Linked DNA regions of Homo sapiens: region 1 is linked to region 2. The links are chromatin contacts, found by Hi-C or POLR2A ChIA-PET in ENCODE. All regions are on one chromosome and are shown on one strand. The core of a region is the stretch at or near the end of the contact, and the rest is flanking DNA. Distances in the headings are between cores, read along the strand shown.

Region 1 (6,691 bases), core at 2,532-5,031, 130 kb before region 2:
GTGGAACCAGGGTGGCCGGTGGGGCCTGGGGCAGGGTGCAAGTGTGTGCATTTGTGTGCAGCAGTGTCAGTGCCCACTGGCCGATTTGATCAATGTGCTACTGCCTTCAGGGAAGAGCAGCCTGCTTTTTGGTGTGTTTGGGATAAAGGGGTGGCCGGGCACTCTGGCTCACACCTGTGATCCCCACACTTTGGGAGGCCAAGGTGGGAGGATCCCGTGAGCCCAGGAGTTGGAGATCACTCTGGGCAACATAGCCAGATCCTATCTCTACAAAATAAAAATTTAAAACGATTAGCCTCACGCCTGTGATCCCAGCACTTTGGGAGGCTGAGGTGGGCGGATCACCTGAGGTCAGGAGTTGGAGACCAGCCTACTTAACATGGAGAAACTCCGTCTCTACTAGAAGGACAAAAATTAGCCGGGCGTGGTGGCACATGCCTGTAATCCCAGCTACTTGGGAGGCTGAGCCAGGATAATCGCTTGATCCTAGGAGGCAGAATTTGCAGTGAGCCCAGATCATGCCACTGCACTCCAGCCTGGGCGGCAGAGGGAGACCCATCTCAAACAAAACAAAACAAAACAAAACAAAACAAAAAAGATGGGGTCTCCATCTGTGGCCCAGGCTGGAGTGCAGTGGTCCGATCTCAGCTCACTGCAACCTCTGCCTCCTGCTCAAGTGATCCTTCTGTCTCAGCCTCCTGAGTAGGTGGGATCACAGGTGCCCGCCACCACACCTGGCTAATTTTTGTATTTTTAGTAGAGACACGGTTTCACCATGTAGCCCAGGCTGGTCTTCAACTCCTGGACTCAAGTGATCCTCCTGCCTCAGCCTCTCAAGGTGCTGGGATTACAGGCATGAGCCACTGTCCCCGGCCTAATTCTATTTTTGTAGAGACAGGGTCTCACTATGTTGCTCAGGATGGTTTTGAACTCCTGGTCTCAGGCGTGAGCCACCTCGCCCTGCTTAGTTTGATACAAAATCCCTACGTTCCTTCTCATTCCCACTGTGTTTCCAGCACCTGCTTGAGCCCAGCACACAGTAGACACTCGGCAACTGTTGGTGCATTTGGGAATCTACTGAACACCTACTGGTGCGCTGGGTATTGGCCTCACATATGGGGAGACGCCATTAATAACCCACAGATGTGAGGATGGCTGTGGGGGATGGAAAGGGGGCTCTGAGAAGTGGGGTGCAGTGGTGGATGGGGCAGCCTCCTAAAAACCAGGGGAAAGGGCCGGGCGCGGTGGCTCACGCCTGTCATCCCAGCACTTTGGGACGCCGAGGTGGGCGGATCACCTGAGGTCAGGAGTTCGAGACCAGCCTGGCCAACATGGCGAAACCCCAGCTCTACTAAAAATACAAAAATTAGCCGGGCGTGGTGGCGCATGCCTGTGATCCCAGCTACTCGGGAGGCTGAGGCAGGAGAATCGCTTGACCCCTGGAGGCGGAGGTTGCAGTGAGCTGAGATCGCACCATTGCACTCCAGCCTGGGCAACAGAGTGAGACTCCATCTCAAAAAAAAAAAAAAAAAAAAAAAAAAGCAGGGGAAGGAGAGGGGACTTGGGGAAGGGCACAGCCTTGCAAGGCCCAGAGGTGGGAACCTGCTTAGCCCACCCAAGGGGGCCAGTGAGGCTGGGGAGGGGTCAGCGAGGGGCAGGTGACTCGGGGCAGGCAGCAGAGCACAGAGAGGGCTGAGGAGGTGCCAGCGGTCCTCATGTCTGCTCCGAGCCAACGGAAAACCGTCAGGTTCTGCCGCCTTCTCAGAGGTTAGGCCACTTGCCTAGGGACACACAGCCAGTTCGTGGTTTGGCGTCGTTTGAACCAGGCCTGCTGCTCCTCCTGCACTTGCGGAGCGTGAAGGCTGGTGCAGGGGCTGCGTCTGGCAAGCCTCGCCCCTCCCCAGCCTGGGGTTTTCCTGGATTCCCAGGGACGGGGCCCGTGCGCTCTCTGGTGGTCAGAGCAGGAATGACTGGATTCGCGCTGCTGCAAAGACGACTGGAAGGAGGCTGAAGCCCCTGTCCCCAACCTCTGGACATTCAAAACCCTAAATGCAGGCCGGGCGCGGTGGCTTACGCCTGTAATCCCAGCACTATGGCAGGCCGAGGCGGGCGGATCACCTGAGGTCAGGAGTTTGAGACCAGCCTGGCCAACATAGTGAAACCCCGTCTACTAAAAATACAAAAATTAGGCGGGCGTGGTGGTGCCCAGCCTGTAATCCCAGCAACTCGGGAGCCTGAGGCAGGAGAATCACTTGAACCCGGGAGGCGGAGGTTACAGTGAACCGAGATTGCGCCATTGCACTGCAGCCTGGGCAACAGAGCCAGACTCCATCTCTAAAAAACAAACAAACAAACAAAAAATCTAAATGCACAGGCTCCAACTCTTAATTCCTCAACAGTCTCGCTCCAATGCCTCATTTTGCAGGAAGTCCAACTCCAACCAAATCCTATTCATCCCTCAGCCCTGGTTCCAATGTCCTTACCCCTCGGAAGCCCTCTCTCTCTTTCCCCAGGCAGAGCCAGAGTCACCCTTGAGTTCCACGCTCCTGTCCAATCTCATGGGACTGGGGGTATCTGCGTGCATTCAGCATAGGGTCTGGTGTGCAGTAGTTGCTCAATGAGTGTTGAGTGAAGAAAGAAATACACGCATGAGGCCGGGCGCGGTGGCTCATGCCTGTAATCCCAGCACTTTGGGAGGCCGAGGCGGGCGGATCACGAGGTCAGGAGTTCAAGACCAGCCTGGCCAAATATAGTGAAACCCCGTTTCTACTAAAAATACAAAAATTAGCCGGTGTGGTGGCGGGTGCCTCTAGTCCTAGCTACTCGAGAGGCTGAGGCGGGAGAATCGCTTGAACCCTCGGCAGGCGGAGGTTGCAGTGAGCCGAGATCGGGCCATTGCACCCCAGCCTGGGTGACAGAGTGAGACTCCGTCTCAAAAAAAAAAAGAAAAAAGAAATGCATGCATGATTGGGCCAGAACTAACCTCAGAAATGATCCTGGCCTGTGCTGGGTGATGATACCGTTTCTACTGATTAAATTTGGAAGCAGGGGTTAGGTTTCCTGCCTTCTCCGCACCCGAGAGGCGCCTGGGCCGTCAGCCCGTGGAGCATCTTGGAAACAAGGCCACAACCCACAGACCTCAGCCTCTGTCTGACCCCACGGGTCCCAGTGAGGCCCAGACAGCGCCCTGAGCCCCGGGTCTGCCTGTATTCCGCAGCGCTGAGGGAATGCCTGCTGTGTGTCAGGCGCTGCTGCGGGTCCAAAAATCCCTTTGCTGCGCAGCTGACCTGACAGTGCATCGGGAGGGAATCAGTGCCACGGAGCAGGAGGGCAGCAGAGAAGACCTTGTAAGCTGACATTTGAGCAAAGACCTGGAAGAAAGCCACGCGGGCGTCGGGAGAGCGCTGCACCGGGCAGCGGGCGGGGGAGAGGGCGCCTGGCGAGCCCCAGGAACGGTGGGGACAGTGGGCTGAAGTACCGTGAGGGGAGACGGCGATGAGGTAGGGAAGCACTGAGGGACACGAAGGCCTGGGCAGCTTCGGGAGGGGAGGAGGGCCTCGGCCCCGCCCCGCGCACGCCCCGCTTCTCGTCTCTTCCGCCGCCTGCTTTGGCCCCGCCCCCGCCGGAAGCCCCGCCCCCGCTTGGAGCCCCGCCCAACGGCCGGGCCTAGTTTGTCTCTCAGCGGCCACCGTCGCCCGGGCCGCTGCCCGCCGAGTACGCAGCTTTCGCCGCTCCCGCGCCCCCGCTCCGCCCCGCGTGCCGTGCGTGCCGTGCGTGAGCGTGCGCGGGCGCGTCGGCCGGCGAGGGAGCAGCAAACGGCCGGCGGCGGGTGCCGCGCGGGGGGCGGGCGGCGCGGAGTAGGTGGCGGCGGCCATGGCCGAGGCGTCGCCGCATCCCGGACGGTACTTCTGCCACTGCTGCTCCGTGGAGATCGTCCCGCGCCTGCCGGTGAGGCCCGGGCCGGGGCGGCGGGCGGCAGGGTCTGCGCCGCAGGCCTGAGGCAAGGCCGGGGCCGGGGTGGGGGTCGCTTGCGCCCGCCTCTTGCGCGAGCTGACCACGACGGGAAAACTGAGGCTCGGGGCAGCGCCGGCCCAGGCTGAATCCGCGGGGAGCCCGGGCGGTGCGCGCGCGAACCCCGTCCTGTACATGCGGGAGACTGAGGCCCGGGCGGGAGGCAGGGCCTGGCCGGAGCGGCGCAGCGGGATCGCGGCCGGGTGACCCCACATCCGCGGCGTTCCCGACCCGAGAGGCCGCGAGGATCCCAGGTGGGATCCCTAAGCCCGGTGAGCCTGGTTTTGCAAACGGAGAAACTGAGGCCCGGCGAGCAGAGAGAGGGTATTGCCCGGTGGCGCGGCGCGGGGCAGGGGCTGGGCCTGGCGGGGCTCGGACCCCGAGAATAACGCCAGGGGACCCCCGCCGAGCGCGTGGTTGGGGGCGCCGGCGCCTCGCTGCAGGCTCGCCTCGTGGAGCCCTGGCCGCCGCCTTGGAGGCAGGCCCAGGCCCGGAACGCCCCAGGCACTGTCCCGGGGTCCGACCGCGGCCCGCCGGCGGGGCTTTGTGAGCAGAGCCTGCGTTCCTCCCCTCCCGGGGCTTGGCTGCGCAGCCCACCCTTCCTCCAGGTGTTTACAGCCGCCCCTCACCGAAGAGGACCCTGGGCCTGGGCGTGCCGAGTGCTACTTCCTGCTCGTTTAGGGCAGTGTTTCCCACGCGGACCTGATGTCACCTTGGGGGAGGTGGGAGCAGCGCTCGTTGAAGGTGCTATTTCCAGGCCCCTTTTCCAGGGTTTCGGAGTCAGTAGGTGTGGAATGCGCTCAGCAGTCTGCATTTCTAATATTATTTTTAGGAATGGGGTCTCCCTGTGTTGCCCAGGCTGGTCTTGAACTCCTGGGCTCAAGCGATTCTTCTGGCTCAGCCTCCCAAAACGCTGGGATTACAGGTGTGAGCCACCGTGCCCGGCGGTGGTCTGCATTTTTAACCCGTGTTGCCCTTCGCCAGGCTGACGTGCAAAGTGGTGATTTAGTCGAGCCACCCGTGCTTTATAGATGGGGAAACTGAGGCGCGTGGTGGCTCAGCGGGAAAGTGGCAGAGCCGGCTCAGTCGGGAGCCGCTTGGCCAGCTTGAGGGGAGCAGCCGCAGGAGGTGGAGGGGTCTGGACTCCCCACCCTGTGCCCAGGGGAAGAGGCTGCAGGCATTGAGGATTTACTGTGCTGTGTACGTAGCCGCCCGGCTGTTGCTACGCTTTGACCCGTAAGAGAAGTCCAAGCCCCCCAGAAGCAGTGCAGTTCCCCGGGAGTAGAGACCCAGGAAGGGGCTGGAGGGAGTCAGGAGAAGCCGCCTGTCTCTGGGTCACAGAGGAGGAGCGAGTGCTAGAGTTGGGGCATGGCGGGAGAGCGGGGCCAGGCCCAGGAGTGGAAAGAGAGAGGTGTGGTTTCCTCTCTACTGAAGCCACAGGGCTTCCCCTCCCCAGCAGGAGGAACAAATAAAGTGAAATCTCGGGTGTGGGGCGAAGGTTGGGGAGCTGAGACTGAGCCTTGCCTTACTCCTCTGTCTCCCAGGGGTCTCGCTCTTGCCTCTTCCAGCTTTCTGTCCCCACTGGCCGTGGCAGGAGAGGCTGGTTGCCTGACAGCCCGCCAGCCTGGGTGAGTTGCAGGGCAGCCCCTTGCAGCCCCTTGAGCCCTGGGACAGGCCTGGGAAGCCCCTGGGAAGCCTGGAGTGGTGGCTGTGGGGGGCCGACACTGCCTTGACTCGGCTGCACATTTAGCTGCTCCTAGAGCCCGCACAGGACTGGATCCTGGTGTGGTGGAGCCACTTCCTCGCCCCGTGGCCTTGGACACGGAGGACCTTGACCTCCTCCGACTGTCACTGGGCCTGGGGAGGGCCTTCCTGTAGTGAAAGGAACTCTGTGGTGACAGGCCGCTGTGGTCTTTGCCCTCACAGAATTTACAGGCTGGCCAGGGAGCCAGCATGGAACAGTGATTGACAAATATTTAATCATGGACGTTGGTAGATTCCTTAAGAGCAAATAACTGCAGAGAGGGCTGCGGGGGCCTGCCCGTGTCCACCCCGCGGGTGATCCCAAGGGCATCTGCTTGTGCCTTTGGAGCAGGACGCAACAAGGCGCCCGTAGACAGCATGGCAGTGTCAGAACTTCTCCGTACGTGGCAGGACCCTGTCTCTACAGAAGACTAAAACAATTAGTGGGGTGTGTTGTTGCACTCCTGGAGTCCCAGCTACTGGCGGGGGCTGAGGTGGTGGGAGGAGCGCTTGAGCCTGGGAGGTGGAGGCTGCGGTGAGCCGTGATGGTGCCAGTGCACTCCAGCCTGGGTGACAAGCAAGACGCTGTCTCAAAAACGAATTTTTTATGCTGGGAAATGGGCACACCTGGCGTTTGTTCTGGGGAGGGACGGCTGCTCCGTATCTGGCAATGGGGAAAGTCCCCAGCCACAACCAGTGCCCTCGAAACGGGGCGTCTCTGCCGCTGGGGAGCTTGCCCGGCGGCTGAGTCAGGGGCGGCACTGCTGCTGCTGAGACACCTGGGCTGGCTGTCGGGAAGCTCCTGCCTGCCTCTGACGCAGGGGGGACTGGCTGCCATGGGCTGTGTGCCTGCCCACGAGGGCTTCTCCCAGGCAGCTGGGCCGTTCCGGGCCTCCTTTGCTGTCCTGGGCTCTGGGATCAGGCTGAGGCCCCGCGC
Region 2 (6,886 bases), core at 4,131-6,630:
GTCTGTGTACTCCCGATCCTTCCCCTTGCTCTCTTTCCACTTCCTGTACATCACGGAGGCGTCCACGTTTGCGGGCGAGAAGGTGTTGGGCTCGTTCAGGAGGGAGATCACACTCAGGAGAATGGTCCTGTGGGGAGAGTGGGTCGGAGTGGGGCGGCCCGGGGCACCCCAGCCTTCCGGCTCTTCTCTGGCCCTGAGGGTCACGGGGACGCCTGGACCCACCCAGCAGGTGACCTTCACCTGGCCTCATGGCCTCTGCTTCTGTCTCAGGCCCCCAGAACAGCAGGGGCTGGACCTGCATCAGTCTCCTCCCTCCCACGCCAAGACCAGGGAGGGCAGCAAGGTGCAGACCCCTCCGTCAGACCCGGGGCTGCCCTCACACCCGCACGTCCTGCCTAGACTACACTCCAGGACACACGGGCAACACGGCCCAGTGCTTGTACCTGGGGACGAGGCCCAGGCGGCACACGTGGCACGAGGTGACCAACCCAGAGACGGCTGGGTAAGGAGAAGGCCCCAGGACTGAGGATGGCGGGACACCTCTAGGTGGTTCCAGACGGTGGGGCCGGCCTGGGGTCCTGGTGGGAGTCTGCACCGACACACGGTGCCGCAGGCCCCGTGAAAGCACCTACCGTGCAGGTACAGCGAGGCCCAGGACCGCCAGCTGGCAGGTCCCGAATCAGGCCTTGGCGCCACAGCCTGTGGGGGAGCCCGGCCTACCTGATGGTCTGGGTGGATACGGGACGGAGCCCGGCCTACCTGATGTTCTGGGTGGACACAGGGGGTTGGGCCGGCTTACCTGACGTTCTGCGTGGGGTTCCACCTCTCTGAGGGCAGCTCCCCGCTCTGGGGGTCGTCCACCGGCGGGTGGAGGATGGAGATACACACGTCCCCCGTCTGCACAAGAAGAAGACAGGTCAGAACAGGTCAGAGGTCAGCACGGGCTCCCAGTGCCCCAGGTCCCGGAGGATGAGGACGTGGAGGACGAGGACGTGAGGCTCCCAGCGCCCCGGGTCCCGGAAGGACGAGGACATGAGGCTCCCAGCGCCTCGGGTCCCGGAAGGACGAGGACGTGAGGCTCCCAGCGCCCCGGGTCCCGGAGGACGAGGACGTGAGGCTCCCAGCGCCCCGGGTCCCGGAAGGATGAGGACGTGAGGCTCCCAGCACCCTGGGTCCCGGAGGATGAGGACTTGAGGCCCGTGGGGGCCGCGCTCACCTCGTAGATGTTAGGGTGCCACATCTTGGTCAGGAACCGAAAGGCTGGTGGAGAGTATGGGTAGTCGATGGGGAACTTGAGGCGCGCCTGCAGGGGCAGAAGGCAGGTGGCTCAGTCCAGCCCAGCCCCAAGACCTGCCCCAGCTCACAAGGTGCCCAAGGCCATCCCACTCCCAGTGCTGGTGCCTGAGGGTGTGTGTGAGGGACACCGTATCCTGCCCAAGGCAGGGACTCTCACAGGCCTGGGGTCAAGTCCCCAGAAGGCTGCCTGAAGCCTTTTCTGAGTCACCCGAGCTGATCCCAGCTCCTACACAGTCCAGGTGGCCGGGACCCGGCCCAGCACAACTGCTGGGGAACGTGGGCACTGGCTGCCCGCGTGGCTCCAGGCCCGTGGCAGCCCAGGTCAGGCATATGGGACCCAGGCCAGGGGCACCCACCAGCAGACAGAATGGACTGGCAGGGGCTCCAGGCTCCCCTTGGATGGAGCTGAAGCCCAGGACCAGGGCTGCACCTCCAGGGCCTTGGCAGCCAGGGTGTGGGGAGGGTTAGCACAGATGATTGCTCAGTTAGCAAACACTTGTGACACCTGCCCTGGCCCAGGCCGTGGGAGGGGATGAGTCAGTATGGCCGTCTGCCCTCAGGTGTCCGGTCTTGGGGGGTCAGGCAGGCAGACCCATAGGTCACAGAAACCTGGCAGGACTCCTTCCCTGTCAGCATCGCCCCCTGTGGTCACCCAGGCCCTGGAGGTCCAGATCTGCTGGCAAGGACGGCCACAGAGGGAGGCCTGAAGCCACGTGCCAGGTGACAGAGCTGTCTGGCCTGCAGCCTGGGGCGTGATGCCACCCACGGCCCTCCTGGGCCACAGCAGGTAAACAAGGAAGCCTCACTGTTTTCCTGCTGGGCCCCAGTGCCAGACACAGAGGTTGTCTGGGTCAGGGGTCCTGGTGGCACTCAGCACTCCAAGGCACGAGAGCAGCACCCCCAGAGCGATCGTGGTGGAAGCCTGGACAGGGAGGGCACTCAGGGGGTCTTGGATCGTGGGCGAGGTCTGGACAGGGAGGGCACTCAGGGGGTCTTGGATCGTGGGCGAGGTCTGGACAGGGAGGGCACTCGGGGGTCTTGGATCATGGGCGAGGTCTGGACAGGGAGGGCACTCGGGGGTCTTGGATCGTGGGCGAGGTCTGGACAGGGAGGGCACTCGGGGGTCTTGGATCGTGGGCGAGGTCTGGACAGGGAGGGCACTCGGGGGTCTTGGATCGTGGGCGAGGTCTGGACAGGGAGGGCACTCGGGGGTCTTGGATCGTGGGCGAGGTCTGGACAGGGCGGGCACTCGGGGGTCTTGGATCGTGGGCGAGGCCTTGACAGGGAGGGTACTCGGGGGTCTTGGATTGTGGGCGAGGTCTGGACAGGGAGGGCACTCAGGGGGTCTTGGATCGTGGGTGAGGTCTGGACAGGGAGGGCACTCAGGGGGTCTTGGATCGTGGGCGAGGTCTGGACAGGGAGGGTACTCGGGGGTCTTGGATTGTGGGCGAGGCCCCTCCCGGACAGGCAGGGCACTTTGGGGGTCTTGGATCGTGGACGGGCCCCTCCTGGACAGGGAGGGCACGCGGGGTGTCTTGGGGGGTGTCCTCTGTTTGACAGGGAACTCACTGGTGCCCCGTAAGGCAAGTGACTTGGCCGCGGCCACAGAGCAAGGCTGGAACTTCAGTCTCAGAACTGTCCTGCGGTTCCCCAAGACTTCAGGCCCCCCAAGCCTGGTGCTGGGTTTCAGGCGGCAATCCTTGACAACAGCCAAGGCCTCATCTGTACCAAACCCCACCAAGTCCCAATGAGCCTCTTATTTTGGGCACCTCTAAGAATGTCTTTTCCCCGGAGCAAACCCAGGCTCAGAAAAGGAAAGCGCCCTGCCAAGGGCAGACAGCAAGTCGGCTGTGGAGGGCTCTCTCTGGCGGCCCCTGCCCCAGGGCTCACTTTGGCTCCTGAAGGAACAGCAGCTGCAGGCAGTGGCTGGGCAGCAGCGGCCCTGGGCACTCAGCAGGTTCTGTATTTCCACGCTCCCCCAACTCCCTCCCAGGCACAGCGGGAAGGGAGAGTCCTCGTGGGTGGCAGCACCCCCGTCTCAACACTGGCTTCTGAGGACTGACCCTGTGGCAGATGTCTAGAGGCCCCCTCCCTGGGAAATCCGGAAAACCGGATTATCCCCTAATGCTGGCCCAGGAAGCTCTGCCCACAATCCCTGGCAACCGGTCTGGTGGGCACAGCAGCCAGAAACCCCCATCCCCTCCTTCCAGAACAGCAGCCGCCTCACAGGCCTGGCTTCGAGGTGGGGCTGCGGCTCCTCAGCCAGCTGCTCCCCCAAGCAGACAGAAGGGGCTGGCGGAGGAGCTGCTAAAACCATTTGGCAACCTCGAGACCCAAACTCTGTTCCCTGTGTGGGGACGCAGGATTCCAGATGCAGAACCCACGGGCGTCCCACTCTCTGCTCAGGAATCGCCCCCAGCAGACCAGGCTGCTGCCCTCACAGCCGCTGAGCGGGTGCGGTTCAGACACTAATTAGCTCGGAGAGCAGACACATATCGTGCGGGAGGCATCGGTCCCTCGGCCCCACGCCCGCAGCTGGCCGGGGCAGAGCGGGCCGGGCCCTGCAGTGTCGTGTCGTGTCCAGGCTCTTGGCAGGAAGTGACGGTGGGAGGGGGAGATTCCTGGACAGGGTGCTCGTTCCCCACCGCTCACACAGGGCCCCTCGCTTTGTCCCTCTGGCCCCAAGAACGAGGTCCCTGAACGCTAAAAGAAGTCAAAGGTCACGTCTGGATCGTGAGATCAAGAAAACTGCCCTGGTTTTGGCCTGAGTCCTTTTCACATGAGACAGAAACAGCCTCCCCGCTCCCAACAACAACAAAAACATCCAGAAACTGCTTGGAATTAAACCGCCAGAGGGCAGAAGAAACGGCCCAGAACTCGGGGTTTGGGTCCCAAGAAGCCACCTGTTCAGTGGACTCTGAGAAAGGCCAAGACCAGCTGGGATGAGCGAGCCCGGAGCTTCTGAGGTCGGGGTCCGGGACGCGGGCCCGAGCCGGGAGGCCTGGAGAGAGCTGCAGGGAGCAGGTGGGAGGCACGCCCCTACTTCGGCCTTCCCGAGGGCGCAGGTTACATAAAGCAGGGGATGGAGCCCAGGGCGCCTGGCCGGCTGCTACTGGCAAGGGTGGCCGCTTTCCAGGCGGGTCCTGGCTGCCAAGGCTCATCCGGGCCTTTGTTGGAGACTGAGCGAGTGGCCGCGCCAGCCACCCCCAGGCTGGCCTCGCTCCCCCGCTCACGGGCCCAGCTCCCCAACAATAGCAGCTACGGGGTCTGGGGGGGCCTCTTTGTCTCCTCCGGGGAGGGCGGGGAGGGCAGCTGAAAGGCCGGCGCGGCCTGGGCTCCGCTCCCTCTTTCTCGCAGGGGCGGAGGGGGAGGCAGCCGGGGTCCAGCCCCCGCCAAGGAGGAGGTGGGCAAGAGCCCCACGCCCAGATGCTACAGGGAGGGCCCCCGGCCACCCCTCCGGGGGCCAAGAGCCTAACAGGGGACCGGACGATGCCTTGAAGGGAACTGGGGATTTTCGAGGACTGCAGCAGAGGCTGAAGGTCCCCGAGACGGTCCGAGGAGGGGGCCGGGCAGAGCTGGGTGGGGGAACGTGGCCATAGAAGGGAAACGAGCCCAAGCCAGGAGGCTTCGGGGCCCGCCCAGCAACAGCGCTAGGACCGCGGGGCAGGGAGCTGGTTCCCGGCGCCCGAGGTCGCTCGTGGGCTCCGGGACCCGGGCGGGGGTCGCCGCGCTCACCTTGAAGTAGCCGCCCTCGTAGTAGGTGTTGGGGGGCCCGAAGATGGCCACCTCCCAGTTGTATAGATCGCCCTCGTCCACCAGTGTCACGCGGAATCCCTCGACCGGCTCTTCCTGCAGCCCCTTGAGCTCCAGCAGCAGCGCCTTCTGCGAGCTGGGCACTAGCGGCCGAGCCATGGCGGCGGCGGAGGGGCCCGGGGTCGGAGCAGCGCGGGGCCGCGCGACCACCGCGAGTTCGCGAGACGGGCCGGGCCGCGCACCGTCCGGGGGGGAGCCACCGGGGCCGCCGCCTGCCTCCTCCTCTGCGCCGCCGCCGCCGCCCGGGGACCCCGAGCGCTCCAGCAGCTCTGGCGCCGCCGCCCCACCGGCGCTTGCCTTGGCCGGGCCCGCGCGCCCCGCCCCCCGCTGCGCCTGCGCGCACCGCCTGGCCCCGACTGCGCCTGCGCTCCGCGGCCAGGTCCGACTTGCGCCTGCGCGCCCGGCCGCAGGGGACGCCGGGAGGTGGAGTCCCGGCCCCGGTCCCGCCTACGGCGCCGAGCGCCTCCGCCGGGAGGGAGGGTTCGAGCGCGCAGCCCCGGGCTCTTCCGATCCCCGAGGCCGCCGCCGTCGCCCCCTGCTCGACCAGCACCGCGGACGCTGTGCGCAAGGAGGCGGGCAGGGCTGCTCTGCGCCGTCACCGGCCCGGTCCCCCGGCTTTGGGGTTGTTTTGTGACGTGCCGGCGCGGGGCGGGGCCGCGGGCGGTGAACGGGGCGCGGCGCGGGGTCCTGACCGGGACCGGAGGGGCAGGGCCGGTCCATCCGGCGCGACCCCGCGTCCCCGTCTCCGTTTCCCCGTCTGTGCAGGGGACGGGCGCGAAGTCTGTCCTAGGGTCGCGCTGGCCACGCGGAAGGGAGGAAGGGGCGGGAGCGAGGCGGGATCCGCAGACCTGGCTTCCAGGCGCGGCGCTGCCTCGGTTCCCCCGACAGCGGGAGCTCTGAGAAGTGGGCGAGGTCGGGGAGGGCTCTGAGGGGTGGGAGGGGCGAGGGCTTCCCTGGTCCCCGTTGAAGTCACCATGTGGTGTGAGGCGAGTGCAGGCGCTGGAGCCATCAGAGGTTGGCAAGGTGCTCCTGCCCCCCAGAGAAACTGGGAAAGAGGCCTACGCCGGCCAGCATCGGCTCAGCACCTGACCCGGGAGAGGCGCCAGCCCCACGGAGCCCCCACCCCAAGCTGAGCCCGAGCCTGGCTGTGCCCTCCTCCCAGCCTGACCTTTGTCCTACCCGAGTCTTTTTTTTTTTTTTTTTTTTAAATGAGACAGAGTCTCGTTCTGTGGCCCAGGCTGGAGTGCAGTGGCACAATCTCACTGCAACCTCCGCCTCCCGGGTTCAAGCTAGTGTCCGCCTCAGCCTCCCGAGTAGCTGAGATTACAGGTGCCCGCCACCACGTCCGGCTAATTTTGTATTTTAAGTAGAGATGGGGTTTCACCATGTTGGCCAGGCTGGTCTCGAACCCCTGACCTCAAGTGTGTTGTTAGGTTTTGAAAGGAAGGGGAGGATGCAGTTTGGACTAATAAAGGGATCCGTCTGCGTCGGCCTCCCAAATGCTGGGATTATAGGCATGAGCCACCGCGCCCAGCCCACCTGAGTCTTGACCCCAGCTGATTCCGGGCATCACTGTGACCCCACCTGACTTCTGACCTGGCTCAGTGGCTGCCCAGACACCCACATGCTCCTTGCTGTGAAGCTTGGTCGGGAGAACTGGCCGTGGTGAGGACGGGGCAGCCCAGCCTCCCCTGAGTCGTGCCCGTGACGGGTGGCCCTGCCCTCGGACTGTGCCAGTGGCATTGTTGCTATGCCCTGGGTACACACAGCTGCATCA

What was found. Hi-C counts contacts between places; a loop is a spot of excess contacts on that map. ChIA-PET counts read pairs that join two places held with the same protein, here RNA polymerase II (POLR2A). Pooled maps may share reads with other maps.
Region 1: a loop to region 2 is called in a map of B cell, with 14 times the contacts of the local background. The contact joins the promoter of RNF126 here to the promoter of CDC34 in region 2. A Hi-C loop is called at or near these places in 8 of 168 maps with a recorded cell type or tissue (B cell, CD4-positive, alpha-beta T cell, CD8-positive, alpha-beta T cell and 5 more), 10 of 37 single-sample maps with no recorded cell type and 23 of 50 pooled maps. POLR2A ChIA-PET finds 5 or more read pairs at or near these places in 13 of 52 experiments (AG04450, B cell, BJ and 10 more).

Annotation. Positions count from the first base shown.
Region 1 is chr19:660,304-666,994 of GRCh38, reverse strand. It overlaps RNF126 (ring finger protein 126), which reads left to right and starts at 3,781. Exons shown (of 9, transcript NM_194460.3): 1 at 3,781-3,948. The coding sequence starts at 3,874. RefSeq lists silencers at 3,455-3,934, 4,425-4,714 and enhancers at 4,765-4,814, 5,105-5,164, 5,305-5,394.
Region 2 is chr19:530,254-537,139 of GRCh38, reverse strand. It overlaps CDC34 (cell division cycle 34, ubiquitin conjugating enzyme), which reads right to left and starts at 5,380. Exons shown (of 5, transcript NM_004359.2): 1 at 5,032-5,380; 2 at 1,217-1,303; 3 at 800-897; 4 at 1-127. The coding sequence starts at 5,208. RefSeq lists silencers at 1,260-1,421, 4,546-4,715, 5,136-5,875 and enhancers at 1,482-1,601, 1,642-1,691, 4,006-4,165, 4,236-4,285, 4,683-5,339 and 3 more.